Regions from separate parts of the Mus musculus genome. Here region 2 is linked to region 1. Evidence: chromatin loops called from intact Hi-C (ENCODE). Cell type or tissue: left cerebral cortex. All regions are shown on one strand.

Region 1 (8,000 bases):
TTTTTTTTTCTCCTTCCTTCCTTCCTTCCTTCCTTCCTTCCTTCCTTCCTTCCTTCCTTCCTTCCTCCTCCTCCTCCTTTCTTCTTCTTCTTCTTCTTCTTCTTCTTCTTCTTCTTCTTCTTCTTCTTCTTCTTCTTCTTCTTCTTCTTCTTCTTCTTCTTCTTCCTCTTCCTCTTTTCCTCTTCCTCTTCCTCTTCCTCCTCTTCCTCTTCTCCTCTTTCTTCCTCCTCTTCTTCCTCCTCTTCCTCCTCTTCCTCCTCTTCCTCCTCTTCCTCCTCTTCCTCCTCTTCCTCCTCTTCTTCCTCTTCCTCTTCCTCTTCCTCTTCCTCTTCCTCTTCCTCTTCCTCTTCCTCTTCCTCTTCTTCTTCTTCTTCTTCTTCTTCTTCTTCTTCTTCTTCTTCTTCTTCTTCTTCTTCGTGGTAAGGACAATATTAGGCCCACAGAGTGAAAGATTTCCAAGGAAAGGGAGGGGGAGCATTCCCAAAAGCACCGCCCCCAGAGAAGGCACCCTAGATAAAGGACCATCTTAGCCAGGCTGACAGCATCCCATACTCCATCATTTCACCAGTGAAGGAACGGAGGCATGAGGAGTAAACCTTTCCAAGATCACAGGCTTACGGGGAGAATCGAAAGAGAATCTGATCAACTCCAGGCCCCCATTCACTTTTTCCATTGCTGCCTCTGTCTAGACCCAACTCTGGTAGAGACTTTCAGTCTCTTCTTCCTATAGCCCAACAGGGCCTCCTCTGGGGTAGCCTTCTGAACACTTGTTCTCCATTCCCAACCTTGCCTCTCCCCCTCAGCCTGTGATCTTGAAAAAGTTTACTCCACATGTCTCAGTTTCTTTGTTCATGGAATAGGGATTTGGGATGCTGTCAGCTTGGGTAAGATGGTCCTTCATCTGTGAGCCTAATATTGTTTTTATCACAAAAGTGATACACATAAAATCTCAACAATGTGCAGGGGTCACCTGCACAAGACCAGTGCAATCAGGAAGACAATATGGATTGGGGGTGGATTTCACAAGGCTCGCCCCTGGGTGAAGGGCTACAGGCACATCAATGGCTGCTGAGAGAAGAAGAATCAGCCTTCTCAAGGGATGATGAACCCCTGCTAGGGGAGAGGTTATTCTGTCCTTAGACACAAACCTATGAGCAATGCCAACTTGACTTGACAGGAGATATATCTATATCTGTCTATCCATGTATGTATGTATGTATGTATGTATGTATGCATGCATGTATGTATGTATGCATGCATGCATGTATGTATGTATTATGTATATCTCCCATTTATCATCTATGTATCTATGTAGTTATCTCTCCTATGTATGTATGTATGTATGTATGTATGTATGTATGTATGTATATATGTATGTATCTCTCCTATGTATCTATGTATCTATCTCTCATATGTATGCATGTATGTATCTATCTATCTATCTCTTATATGTATGTATATATGTGTGTATTTATCTATGTATCTATATATCTAAGTATCTATGCATGTATGTATGCATTATGTATATATGTATGTATGTATGTATGTATGTATGTATGTATGTATCTATCTATCTATCTATCTATCTATCTATCTATCTATAGGAGATCATGAATTTGAGAGTGAGTGGGGCCACAGAAGGTGTTGGAGGGGGTAGGGGTGGGTGGAAAGAATGTAAACCCGGTACGCATGAAATTCTAAAAAAAGAAAAAAAGAAAAAAAAAAAAAAAGAAAAGTTGCAAAGGCCAGATGTGTCTTTTCTTGTCACCAGGTTGGGAGCCTGTGACTTTGGCTTTACAGTTAGTCTTTATGTTTTCAGAGGCAGTGATGAGAGGAGTTGGGGGACTTAGGGTGCAGTGAGCCAGAGTCAGACACTAAGGCATGCACTCGGAGACAGTGACTGCCGAGCCGTCCTCACCATGCAAGATTGGGGCACTGTGGACTGACTGTGCACACTCCATTCCCTGGCCCGCTCTCGCCGCTGCCATCTCTAATGTGCACCAAGATCCTGCCACGAGCTGGATGCTGCACATTGGGTCCTCGTGGCCTCTTTAGTGGTCTCCACACCTGACACGCGTGTTGCCCTTGGAGGCTGTGCAGAGAATGGGAGCACCACCGAGATCTGGACTTTTACCACGATTACCACACTGAAGCAGCACTGTGGAGTTCTTTTCAGGCTCTTGCAAGAGAAGGGCCATCTCTCACATGGCGTAGAGTGCGCTAGCTATGTCTCCCAGGCTCAAATGCTGTATGAACGGTCAGAACTTGCCTGCCCCCCACATACCTCATCTCAGCCCTCTATCTTGTAGGCCACTCTACCTCCAGAATTTGTCCATTCGTTATGGGCAATTTTTACTTTCTTTCCATAGCTGTTCCCTTCAATACATAACCTTTTAAGATTACATTTTAGTGCGCGTGTGCTGTGTGTGTGTGTATGCATATATCCACAGAGGCCAGAGACCAGCTTTTGAAAGTCAGTTCTCCTCTTTTACCATGTATAGATTCTGAGGATTGAACTCAGGCCACCAGTCTTGGCGGCAAGCCCCTTAATCCATCTTGCTGGTCCCCAACACCTTAAAACCAGTACTGTAAATCTCTGACAGCCCGTTCTTCCTTATCATATCTATGTCGAGATTCTTGGGGACTTTGGGGGCTGAAGATGTCTCTGTCTCATGAAGTCATTTGCACTTAGTATGTCCTCCACTCTAATTCTAACCCAGTGGTTTCTAACCTGTGAGTGTGGCCCCTTTTAAGGGTCACGCGACCATTTCACGGGGTGGGGGTGTAAAGGGGGCACATATCAGATATCCTGCATGTTAGATATGCACATCACAATTCCTTAACAGTAGCAGAATCCATGAACTAATTTGTACCTGAGGCACATTGCAATAACAAAGTAACACTGAAAAGAATTTTATGATTGGGGGAAGAGGGTCACCCCAACATGAGGAACTGCATTAAAGGGTCACAGCTTTAGGAAGCTTGAGAACCACTGGTTTATTGCAACACCTGGCATGCGGCACACACAGACAGCCTGCTGGCTCTCTCGTACATCATCGTCCCTTGCTGGTGCTTGATGGGATATCTCTGGGAAGGCCCCACGATGCTGGCTACATTGTAGCTGTGCTCTCGGTGAGAGAAGGTCTGAGCATGGGAGGGATGCATGCTATCTAGTTCACACCAGTGAAGCCCCCCTGATCCCCGGGGGCACCTGTTCTCTTCCCATGAAAAGATAGCCATTGTCGTTTTCTAAATATCTAAAGAGATGCTGAAGTTATCTCACTTCATCAGCTCTCCCAGTGTGTTCTTTTGGAAAGAATAGAAACTCGTCTTCTTTAAACTCACCCTCAAGCAGGTGTCCCCAAACTCTGACTTCTTAGCCTAAATATGTCCTGTGGTTTGCTTTTTATAGGATTTTTTTTAAAAAAATAAGGGCTATGTAACTAGGCATAGTGGTACACACACCTGTGATTCCAGTGCTTGGGAGATAGAGGCAGGAGATTCAGGAGTTCAAAGCCAGCCTCAGATACATAAGCAAGTTCAAGATCCGCTCCCACAACGCTGGGCTTCAAAACCAAATAAACAACAAAAGAACTGTTTGTATAAACAGAAAGTTCCACCGATATCTACTGGAAGTGTTTCTCTAGGGAAGATACAGTTCCATCGCAGCAGCAACGTAGATGGCTTGTGAAGTCTAGCGGGATGGCAACTTTGGGGACCAGATACATTGTTGCTGTTCTCTCGGATTCTGATGAAGCTGTTCACTCCAAAAAGATTTCTCCCTGGGGCTCTTGAAGCCCAAGAGACTGGAGATGATGCTTGTGTTGCTGCTCTTTGCTCCGGGTCATGTTTCAGTAACAAACCGTCTTCCTTGTCTGAGCATGTAGGACTTGTTACTGTTGTTGACAGTCTCTGCCTTCCCTTTTGGGCAAGACCCTTAGGTTTCGCTCAAGGGCATGGTGAGAGTGGTGCTAAGAGTTGCCACTAGATGGCGCCATAGTTACGAGCAATAGACCGACCGAGCTGGAGTCTGGCGTGGAGGAAGCAGAAAGTCTTGTGATTTCAGGCTATTTCCTGTCCTAGACAGACCTCATTCTAGACTCTGCTCTGCCACAGATCGTCGGTGTCTTTGTATGCTTAATTAAAAAAAAATGGGGATTATAAATAAAGTAATGCTCCATTTTCCCTCAGAGAGATGCGGTGAACATCAGGGAGACCAGACTTCAAGCGCCAACCACAGTTGGGCAAGGTGGACCAAAGGGCTCTGTTCTGATCCAAAGCTGGATGAAGGTACGGAGTTCTAGGGTGGCACACTCAGGACAGCCGTAGCTACAGATGACCCAGTTTGCTTAAAAAGACAACAGGGAAGGAAGGGTTTGGGACATTTTTATTATAAATGATAAACCATTTGAGGAGTGAGCTGTGTTTGCTTGTGATTGAACACAGTACCACGTACACATAAAAATCACCCAGCACAGTATGCACAGTTTCAATTTTTTTATGTAGTTAGGAATCAGTTACAAATAAGTTCAGGGTCTGGGGAGTCAGTACTGTGTAAGCGTGAGGGTCTGAGTCCAGCTCCTTTCACCCATGTCAAAAAGCCAGGGTGGGGAACATGTGCCACAGACTCCGGCATTGGGAGGCAGACACAGGCGCGCTTAGAAGCCTGATAGCCAGCCAGCCTAGCTGAATCCACAAACCCCGGGTGCAGTGAGAGACCCTGTCTCAAAATATTAAATGTGAAGCATGCTATGGTGTTTGTCAACTTGACACAAACCTGAACAGCCCTGGGAGAAGGGAGACGGAGCTGAGGAGTCCCTCTCACCACTGTAACCCCAGGCATGTCTGTGGGGGATTGCACCCAATCCATTGTGAGGGTGCTGTCCCCAGGCAGGTGGTCCGAGGCTGCAGCAGAAAGCTAGCTGAGTGATTTATAAAGAGCAAGCCAGTGGGCAGAGTTCCTCCATGGCCCGTGCTTCAGTGTCTGCCTAGAGTTAATATCTTGACTTTTTTCATGATGATGGACCGTTCCCTGCAAGCCAAATAAATCCCTTTCCTCTCCAAGTTGCTTTTAGTCAGCGTTTTATTTATTCTTTTTTTGTCTTTTTTTTTTTTTTTTTTTTTGAGCCTGGATCTCACTGCATAGCTCTGGCTGGCCTGGAATTAAAGGTGTCCACTACCATCCCTGGCAGGGTAGAGTAGTTTTTATCCTAGCAGCACACGAAAAAGACAGAGTGGTAGAAGGCCACTCAATGTTCACCTCTGGCCTATGTGTATGTACACACACACACACACACACACACACACACAGGCACGCACACACGCATAAACACATGCACAAACACATGCTCACACATGCACAAATGCACACACACATGCAGGCATGCATGTGCACACACAAACATATGCACACACATCTATACACACAACCTTATACAAGCAAAACATAAATGTAATTTAAATTTAAAAAGAGTGGAAGAATCCTTTCGAGCCTCTGTCTCCTTGTTTGCAGAACAGCAAAAAGCCAGTGCGTGGGGGCCGTGGGGGCCGTGGAGGCTGTGGGGACCGTGGGGGCTGTGGAGCTGGAACCAGATAATCCATTCCACACTGTGTAGAAGGGAGCAACCTATCAGTCAGTGGTGCGTCTGTGAGTCTGTCTGTCTGTCCTCAGGGCTCCGTTCTCTCCTCTCACTTCTCATTTTATCAGAAGGTATCCTGATGTCAACCTCTGCCTTCCACATGTGCCCATGCACAGCATGAATGTACACGTGTGCACACATACATGCCATTTCTTTATGTGCATCGCAGTTAACCATTCATCTGTCCCTGAATCTATACTCTACCTGTTCATTCATCCATCCACCCATTCATTCATTCATTCATCCATCCACCCATTCATGCATGCATTCATTCATCCACCCACTCATTCATCTGCCCATTCATTCATTCATTCATTCATTCATCTATCCACCCATCCAGTTATCCATCTCTCTACGCATCCACTTATCCACCCACCCATCTGCCTATACTACTACCTATTTATCCATCTCTTTATCCATTCATTTATTCATCTGTATGTACTCAGGAATGTCATATGCCAATATAAATAATTACATTACGCAGGCAAAACACATGGCACTAGGTTGTCGAATTTACAAAAGCTCACAAATGATAGCTTGTTCTCCTAAGATCTGATTGCCGCACCCAAATGCCACACCTTGAATTCTTCCTTGGGAAGATGTCAAACATCCAGGTTAGATTTATTATCCAGGGCTTTCGGGGAAGGGGAATGGTGACAAGAGTCTGGGAGAGAAAACAAGAGTCCACATTGGACAGTGAGCGGAGGTAGGGAGCCTGGTGGGGGAGGGGAGGGCCACCTGGGACCACCCTCTCCAGACAGTCATATTGTTAGAAGTGTCTTCAGCTGATCTCACTGCTCCATGCCGTGTGTCCAGGAGAGAAGAGAGGAGGCTACGGGCACAGGCTGGGCTTAGGGATGTGGTGCTGGCTTGCTTTCCTCCACGGGGACTGGGCCCCTCTATGTCAGGATGGTGCGCTGCCGGAAGGGAATGTTGACTCGGCTCTGTAGCCAGTTGATGTAGTCTTCCTGGGGCATATGAATAATGTGTTCTCTCACAAACTGTGGGGTAAACACAGTGTTAATCTCAGAGTCTGGTTTGAGAGCCAGACTAGACTGCCACTCCCAACCTCTCCTTGACATCCCAGAAACCTTTGTGAGATCCAGGATTCCCCCCTCCCCTGACCCCCCCATGACTCAGACACTCATCTTTAGGTTGGTGCAAAAGTAACTGAGAGTTTCTTTGCATCACTGTTAGAATACATAATACAGACTGATGGCTACGTGATACAATGTTTTTAATGCCACGGTCCTTGATTTACATGTTTGGTAGTGACTTGTGCCCTGATGTTTATTTTATACTGTGGAAATCTATGTTAGTCGGAGGACAGATATGAGTTTCTTTTTGGAAAAAAAAATTATTTTTCATTTTATATGTGTGTCTGTGTGTGCCTGTGGAGGCCGGGAAAGGGCATCGGATACCCTGAAAATGGAGCGACAGGTGGTTGTGAATGAGCATATGGGGAGCAGCCGGTGATCTTAACTGTGGAGCCATCTCCATAGCCCTTTGATGTTCTTATTTGAATTCAACAGAGACAGTGGGTTTGCTCCAGGGGCTAATGAATGTCCAGCGCAGGGCGGTTCAGGGAGACAAGGGCTTGTTGAGAGCCACCATGGAAACTGATCCTTTTCACAAGACTCAAGAAAAGTGTTGTTTGAACTGTCAGTTTCGCTTACTATGCGTAGAAACAGCTATTTCTCGAGTGAGTTGTGACACGGGCCAAAACATGGACAGGGTAAGGCAAGCGATGACAGCCAGCTCTGTAGCTAGGACTGAAAGAGGCTCTAAGGCAGAAACCAGACTTGTACCAATACCCATCATGGCTGCTGTTTGTTGGGCTGCTTTTCTGATCCATTACAGGCGGGGGGGGGGGGGGGGGGGCATCCCTGGGGGATCTGGTGCCCTCTTCTGGTTTTGACGGGCATCAAGTACACTTGTGGTGCTTCTATGTGCACACAGGCAAAGTGAGTATACATGTACAACAAAAATAAATCGAGAGAGAGAGAGAGAGAGAGAGAGAGAGAGAGAGAGAAAACCAAAACCACTCAAATCTGCTGTGGTCTCTCTTCTTGGTTGTCAAGTTGGCTACCTCTGAAATTAACTAAACCCCAAGCTGCTGGGGTTTACCCGTGTGGGGGAAGTTTTCTTAATTAAATCGTTTGAAGTGGGGGAAAAATCCACTTTTAATCTGGATCTTTAGATGTGGGAAGTTAATAATACCTTTGATTTGGGTCACCCACACCTTCCTGCCGGCAGCAGATACAGAGGACACGGAAGAAGGAAGCCCCTCTCTCTGCCATCTTGCCCTCACTTCGGCTGGCAAGTCCATTCCTCCACTGGCACCAGAGCCTGCTTCTTTGA
Region 2 (8,000 bases), 350 kb after region 1:
CCAGGGGTGTCCGGGTACTCACTGTTTTTTGTGCCTCTTCTCTTCCCGTCTTTTGCTTTTAGGGCTACAGGAGCTAAATGAGAAACGGCCAGTTAATGGAATGATAAGGACAAATAAGCACCAAAACGCTGCTCAAGACTAAACATAGGCAGGCTGTTCAAATGGCAGCCTCTTCACAAAGTGAGTTAGGCCAGGGTTCCTGGCTCATGCCCCAGTGATGAGAAGAGCATGTGAGAGGAGGTTCACAGTGATGGTCACGAAGGTCACAGCAGCAGTATCTGCCATGCTGAGGCCTTGGTATGCATCAGGCTCCGTGCTAAAGACTATTGTGAATAGCCTCACTGTATTGTTCCACTACCTACAGGTGGAGGCACAGCTTGTAAGAACCCATTTTAGAGACGTAGAATTTAAACATCTGATGGGCTGAGACACTTGGGCAGGATCACACAGCTGAGCTGGGGTGTGGCCCAGACCAGGGTCTCTTGTGACTGCTGGCCAATCAGGTTAAGAGGGAATAGAATCACCACAGAGATAGACAAAGGCAGATGGGGTTTGGTAGATTATGAAACACTCTGCCCACGAATACTTAAGTACCAGAGCCCTGGAGCGTGGACAGAATGAGACAAGCCAGGATCCCAGTGTAGACCAGCAGAAGCCCAGGAAAGTGAGCCTGCTAGCTCAAGCCAGACTGGCTTCACACGTTCACTGGACCTCATTGCTGCTTACTGAGGCTGTGGAAGGGGATGTGTGCCTTCATTTCATCTAGTGGTACCCCACCAATCTTGAGTCCTGCCTCTGCTGCTCATGTGACATCAGACAAGTGGCTTTGCTCTCTCTGATGTATCTATTGTTATGGAAGAAGCCCCCATTGCCTGTATACATCCCCTCTCTGACAGATTTGGCTTTGAATTTTGGCCGTGGTCCTGGTCTCTTTTGTCTTAGTCTCAGTTTCTCCATCTGTCAAATGGGAACCATAAGCATGCACACTGCTCTACAGTGTAAGGAAGTTACGATGGATAAATGGGACTTGTGTCTCCCAAGGGCCTTGACTTCCAATGTCTAGGTAGAGCTCGTGCCAGGAGTAATACAGAATCCCATGGAAGTTCAGAGCTGGCTATAAATGATCTGGAAAATCAATAGGGGCTCTCATTGCTGAGGGAACTGAGGCCCCTGAAGCCCAAGGGGATGGAACATGGGGATGGAAGCTGGGAGCCCACCCCGGCAGCTACCCAGAGCCCGCAATGCTCAGAAGGCTGAGCATGCAACCAGAAGCAGCCAGAGTCTTACCTGTGTCTCCTTTTCTTGGAGAAAGACCTGATTCAAAGGGAAGAGAGGGGGAGGAAAGACAGAAGGAAGGGGGGAGTAGTGGGAGGAGTGGCGGGAAGAGAGAATAAACACATGTGAGTATCTCTTCCAGGATAACACTTTAGTGTGATGGGGTTTGCGGGACGTAGAAGTCCTTGCCAACCTCCTCCCCATCAGGTTTTGAAGAGCATGAAGCCCCCCTGGGAAATGTGGCCTTCCATACTGAGCTGCCGGTTAATGCTCATAAAAAAATTGTCAGCAAGCTTCTCCAGGAAAGTTGGACTGGAAGGGCATGGGAAAGTGTGCAGTGCTCCTTAGTCCTCCCATCCCTCCCCGTAATTGTAGATTTCCCCTCTTCCTCATTCTAGTCTTCCTCCTCCTGTTGCTCCTCTCCCCCTCCCTCCTTCCCATTCTCATCACCCTTTCCCTCCTCCTCCTCCTCCTTCCTCTCTCCCTCCTCCCCCTTTCTCCCCCCCTCCTCCCCTTGCTTCTCCCTCTTTCCCTCCTCCCCTTGCTCCTCCCTGTTTCTTTCCTCCTGCTCTTTGCCCTGTTCTTCCTTCTCCTCCCCTTCTCCCCTTGCTTCTCCCTCTCTCCCTCCTCCCCCTGCTCCTCCCCGTTCCTTTTCTCCTGCTCTTTCCCCTGTTCTTCCTCCTCTTCTCCCTCCTCCCCCTCTCCCTCCTCTTCCTGCTCCTTCCCCACCCTCATCCTTCTGCTCCTCCACATACAGAACCCCAGCCCTGCATCAGGCTCTGTACTAAGCTCTCAGGATGTACAACCTCATTCTGTCCATCCTGTGGCACACTATGGAGGGCAGTGATGCTCAAAACTCATTGTCTGGTCACCTCTGTGCTTCTCCCTCCCCCAGGCCCCCCTTCTACTGCCCTCCCACAGCAGTCTACAGCAGGTTCTGAGTCCAGCAGTTCACCCTTAGTGGGGTGCAGACCTCTTTACCCAATACTCACCACTGACCCAGTGGTTGGGAACCATTTGAGAGCGGCACCTGGATTTTGCTCACTATTTTGTTTCTGGGGCTCAGAATCTTGAGTAGCAATTGAGGTCAAAGTGAAGTGTTTATGAAAGGTCTCACACTCTGACATCAAGGGAAGGAAAGGCTCAACATGTCTACTAAGTTCACGATCATCTCCAAGGTCATCAACTGTTGTTAACCAAACATCTCATGAACACAGACTTGGAGAAGATGGGCTGGTGGTGGGGGAGGCGCCCAGAAGGGGGCTTTAGGGTGGGCCAGAGTATTCATTCTCATTTCTCCCCACCCTCTTCTCTCTCCAGAGTCTCACTAAATTGACCAGGCTGGTCTTGAACTTGTGACCTTCTTGCCTGGGCCTCATAAGTGGCTGGATTACAGGCCTTGAGTGAGAAGCCACCTGGCTTTCAGGATCCAGGTGTGGGAAAGTCCCGAACACTGGCACCAGCTGCTCAGCAAAGGCAGGTGACAAGCATCTGTCTATACTCAAGGGCATGTCCTTGCCTTAGCATCAGGCTCTGTGGTGGGAATGACTTATGACTCTAAATCAACCACATGTCACCAATCACCCACAATCTCATCTTAACTGGAAACTATGAATGGGTGGTAGCCAGTGGGACCAAACTACATTTGAGGACATTCTAGCAACATAGGGTGAGCTGTGGCTAAAACCCCTGGACTGAGAAAACTCTTATTTGAAGATGAGGGAAACCCAAATGACCTCTGATAACTGCACACAATTAAACCTTACAGTGACATCAGACGATGTAAATAAACTAGAATAAATCGCAAGCTGTTCTTCCCCTAAAATCTACAGCCAACTGCAAAGGCTCAGGCCGTGTATAGGGTAGAGAAGGCTGATGGCCCCACGGACACAAGGTTCCTCTGAGCCGCTAGTGGTGGACCATAGGAAGGGGCTCCAGGAACATGGCTTTCTTTGCAGAAGAAAGGTACCATGGAAGTTTTGTACTGCAAAACTTCTGAATTATAACACGTTGGCTGGGCCCACTGGCTTTGTGGACTCCCAGTCTCGAGTGTTTGTGTGCATGTCTCTAGGTGTGTGCAAGTACACTCGAGTGTGTTTAAGCATGTATGTGCATGTGTATATGGGCATTGTGTGTGTGTGTGTGCATGTGTGCATGCACGTGTGTGTATAGCAAACACCAGGTCTGAGGGCCCAAATTCCATGATTCCCTCTGTTACCCACCCAAGGTGAGGATCCCTGGATGTCCGGTTCTTCAACATGACCCTACCTCTAGGACACAACTGGGCTTTGAAATAGTGATCAAGACATTATCGTCTGCTTCTGGCTTGGCCTGTGATTGGCAGAAATCGGACAGAACACACCACCCACCCCCAAGGACCAGGAAGCAGGAGGAACTGCCTGGACTCCCTCTGCTAGCCATTCCTTGTTCCAGCCTCTCTTCTAGGCCTGGCTGGTCCCCAAACCTTCCTGAGTTCTTCCAACCAGCTCTGCTTTCTGGTTCCAGTTAGCTTTAATGGATCTCTGTTCTTCCTCGCAACTCACACTGAAGGCAGAGCTAAGACACAGATGATGTGAGCATGCTGTAGAGATGACCTGAGGTTCTTCCTGTGGTCTTTGGGCCCCTTACCCCTGCCACACCTGGGGCATCCTTGTCTGCAGAGGAGGAAGGACAGACAGTACCTGTGTCGCTTATGTTTCTTGGAGCTTTTCTTCTTCTTCTTCTTGACTGGTGATGGGCTGTAGGACGGGGACCTGCAGGGAGACAGACATATTTCCATGGGTCCCTTCTTCATAATACTTCAGTTTTTGGGGGGGACCATATACAGGACCAACCCACATACTGATAGTAGCTTGCATTTGTGTTGGATATTATGTGCCCTACACTTAAGTAGATATAATTGCTATTCTCCTTTTCCAGACCCCCTCCCCCCCAAAAAAAAGTGAGATTCAGAGAGGTAAAGTGATCTGCCCAAAGACACGCAGCCCAGACAGGGATGGTATGGGATTCAAACAGAGTTCTCTCTATCCCGGAGGTTTGTTCATTATAACAGCATCAGTCAATGGCTATCCTCTTAGTTAAATCAATCTAAAGGGCTTTCTTGGTCTCATCCGTGGCTTTCCTCCAAAACCTCTGCCTCTTCTGTATTCCGTGGTCTGTTCTCTGCTATCTCTGGGGTAAGCCTGTGTCCCTAACATCATAGCATGGGTGAAGCCACCAAGGGGCACCTGGGAAACAGTTACCCTCCCTGGGGCCATGGGGTTGACTCAGCCTGACCTACAGGCTCAGGCCCCTGAGGGAATCATAGCTTGTCTCCAACAGGCTAGCAAGAGGCTGAAACTCAGGTCCAGTGTGAGCCTCTTTAAGAGGGTAGATGTAGGAATCAGGCTTCCTGCAGACAGTTAGGAGAGGTGAGGACTGAGGAGAGCAAGCAGTGGCCTCTCAGAGGGGGCGGGGGGTTCCCTCTGAGAGAGTGCAGCCCCAATTTTCCACAGCGTGCGCTGTTTCCTCCTCTATCTTCTGCACACTTCGAAAATCGGGAAACTCGAGTCCACCCCCTACCTTACAATGGCTGGGTCACTGGGTGTCACCGCACTCCCCCTTCGCCCCATCTGGGCCGGTCCTTAAACTAAGCAGATGATGGAGAAACCCCTGCAAACCTGGGGCCCAGGTTTGAGCGGCTCAGCATTGCTCTCTGCTGCCCCCTGCAGGCGTTTATAAACACCGCCCGGGAGATTTGGTGCGATCCCCTGTAGCCAAACTTAAATTCTACACAGGTTTTTTTTTTTTTTTTTAAACTGGAAGTTGACAAGGGAATCCGGAAATATTTTTTAAAAATAAAAAACTTATTAAAAGACGTGTGTCTACCAAGACATTCACGAGGCCTAAAAGAGCCATGCGCTGGTAGTAATATGAGATACTAACCCTGGGTCAAGAGAGAATCCTAGGAATAAAGTCCAAGGTAGATTCTGTCATCCCATCCTGGGAGCCTTTATCATTCATCTCTGAAATGGGCATAATATTTCCCTTGCGGAGTGAGGCCAGGAGCGAAAGAAAGGTTGTACCAAGGTGCTGCGCACAAGCCCCTGCACACCATACGCTACAGCCATCCCAGTTCAACATCTGCTATAATAACTGCTTCATATTAATTGGTCATACATGATTGCTAAACACCGTGTCAGCTGCCTCCATATTTCCCTCCGCCTTTTCCTCTTTGTATCTCAGGCTGACCTAGAATGCACCATGTGACTCGGGCTGGCTTCAAACTCACAGCAATCCTCCTGCCTCAGACTCCCAAGTGCTATGACAGGCAGGAGCCACCATACCCAGGGACTTTTCTCAGCTAATTCTCGAAAATTCCAAGAGGCTGTCCAAAATTACTATCATTTTAACAAGAAGGTGGGAGAAAGAAGCCACAAAAAGTGAAGTCTAAGGTCCCACAGGCAGCTAAGAGGCCGAGAAGGGATTTGAACCCAAGGTGGAGTCACAGTTGGACTTATTACTCCTTTTCTGTCTCTTCTCCTGTCTGAGTCTTTGAAATCTCATCTCTCGTCAGGATCCTTACCTCCTCCTCTTTTTCCTGGTTGATTTCTTCTTTTTCTTTTTCCCCCTGGAGGAAGGTGGTGGTGTCGGGTCTCTGTCTTGAGAGGCACTGTGAGAAAGGAAAAGCCAGGTATGAGAGAGTCCGTTGGCTCCTGGGCTGTCACAGCCAGAGAAAGGGAAAGGACCCAGGACCCACGGTGAACATCTCATTGTCACCTCATGGCTGATTCGGTCACACCTCAGATTAAAAGTCTCAGAGACTTAATGCATGCCTAATGAGACAGACACTGTAGTTACCCAAACACCAATTGATTATTTAAAACAAGGTTTATAGGGGTTAACTGCCCCTTAATAGATTTATTATTGAATTTGCAAATGGTTCACCTCGGTAAATAAATCACTTTAAAAATAATGAGTTGGCAGTCCAACCCACTCTCTTCCCAGTCCACCCCGTCTATACTTCCTGCTGTAAATTTCAGGAGGCAGAAGCTGCATTAAGTAGATGCCGATTATTAAAAGTGTATTTGCTCGGGTCTAATGTAACAAGATACATATCTTACATCGCTTCGCAGAACCTCAAAAAACTCCACTGCTCTTCAGGAATAATTATTTCCCGTTCAATTAAATTCAAACGCACAGGCTGCAGTTAAATGAAGTCAAGTTATCTCCTTTTATAATTGGGGCAGGCTCCCGGGATTAAAAAAAGAAGAAAAAGAAGAACGCTATCCTATAGCAAAGAGAAACGGTTGCGGATTGAAATTGCTTGAGAACAGAAGTGTGGGAGCCCAGTTCACCTTTACTGGAACAGCTAGGAGTCTTCTTATTATTTTAGTAGCAACCAAACCAGCACTGGTATGCTTATTACAAACAGAGTTTTATATATCATGATACACAGTATTTAGAAGGCAGGGCATACGGAGGCCAGAGGGAAACTTCGGGTTTTGTGCATCAGATATCACCGCTGGTTTGTTTGTTTGTTTGTTTCACTAACTTTTATTTCTTCTTTTCTTTTTTTTTTTTTTCTTTCTGAGACAGGATCTCATTTTGTAAACCTGGCTGTCCTGAAACTTGCTATGTAAACCAGAGCTCTACCGTGCCTCTGCCTCCAAAGTCCTCATAACACAGTCTAGGGGGGTCTTTATCCGGTTCGTTTTCTCTGCCGATTAAATAACTAAAAGGCAGGACAAACCTCAAGCACAACAGATGGTAGTGGAGAAATCTCCAATCTACAGACAGCAGCAGCAGACAGAATCAGCCGTTGAGGACAGGCATTTATCTGGGGGAGGGGGCATACACAGAGAAAGATGCTCTGTGAAGCCGTCACCACCATGGTTTTGAGACAGGACTCTCACTGGCCTGGAACTCACCAAGTAGGTGAGGCTGGCTGACAAATGGCAGAGACCTCCTGTCTCCTGTTCCCCAATGCTGGGATCACAGGGTGGGCCACTGCACCTCAGTCTTTGGTTTCTTAAATCCAGCCCCTGGGATTGAACTCTGGTCTTTATACTTACTAGTCAGGACACTTGGTTGAGAAAGCTCTTCTCTGCCCTTCTTGTCATTTTATTTCACAGGTGAGGAAAGTCGAGCTCACTCACCGGTGGCCACACAGGCAGCAATCACTTAAGCTGGGATTTGAACCTGTGTGCTTCCTGCTCTGAGAGTGGCCTCACAAAAACCCTGCTGCCTTCTAGAGCCATTTGGGCAGACAGTCCGATGGCAATGGCCCAACTCATTAAACACCATAAAACTCTGTCATGTTTAATTCCACTTGAAGAGTCTGGATCATTGGGGTTGGCAGGAGGGGTGGTAAGGGATTGGAATGTATACAAGGTCTCTGGTCTACCAATAAGTGCGCGCGCGCGCGCGCGCGCACACACACACACACACACACACACACACACACACACACACACACACACATTTAAGAGAGTCACTTCCAACAAGTTAAAAAATAAACATCCTAGGAATCAAATCCCTGGCTACCGAATCTACACCGACATCTATAAAGCGTGAAGCACAATAGACTATCCAGCAAATGAACTGGCTGCTTTTAGAAGCACAGTGGGACACTTTCAACTTCCTTTCCCCAAAGAGTACTTGACTCACAGCAAGAATCTGAGCATTTGCCAGATGACCAAGTGATGGGTGAAGGATCCTGGCTGCATGCTGAGCCGTCTTGTCTC

The links. Hi-C counts contacts between places; a loop is a spot of excess contacts. Peaks named below come from ENCODE experiments on the same cell type or tissue, not always from the same donor. Only the 100,000 strongest peaks of a DNase experiment are listed, where the experiment ranks them.
Region 2: a loop joins it to region 1, with 12 times the contacts of the local background. A loop is called at or near these places in 19 of 42 quality-filtered maps.

Annotation. Positions count from the first base shown.
Region 1 is chr5:116,119,538-116,127,537 of GRCm38, forward strand. Ccdc60 (coiled-coil domain containing 60) reads right to left here. Exons shown (of 14, transcript NM_177759.3): 14 at 6,044-6,640. The coding sequence ends at 6,539. C330018A13Rik (RIKEN cDNA C330018A13 gene) reads left to right here and starts at 4,077. Exons shown (of 2, transcript NR_153384.1): 1 at 4,077-4,290. In left cerebral cortex, a CTCF peak has its summit at 3,980 (motif pointing right); a DNase peak (open chromatin) is centred at 4,014; H3K4me3 peaks cover 880 bases; H3K27ac peaks cover 298 bases.
Region 2 is chr5:116,471,220-116,479,219 of GRCm38, forward strand. It overlaps Srrm4 (serine/arginine repetitive matrix 4), which reads right to left. Exons shown (of 13, transcript NM_026886.3): 3 at 5,840-5,926; 4 at 3,957-4,028; 5 at 1,288-1,314; 6 at 23-73. Among named protein-coding and RNA genes, the nearest start is that of Srrm4os, 36 kb to the left of the region's middle. In left cerebral cortex, a CTCF peak has its summit at 4,980 (motif pointing left); DNase peaks (open chromatin) are centred at 1,359 and 4,952.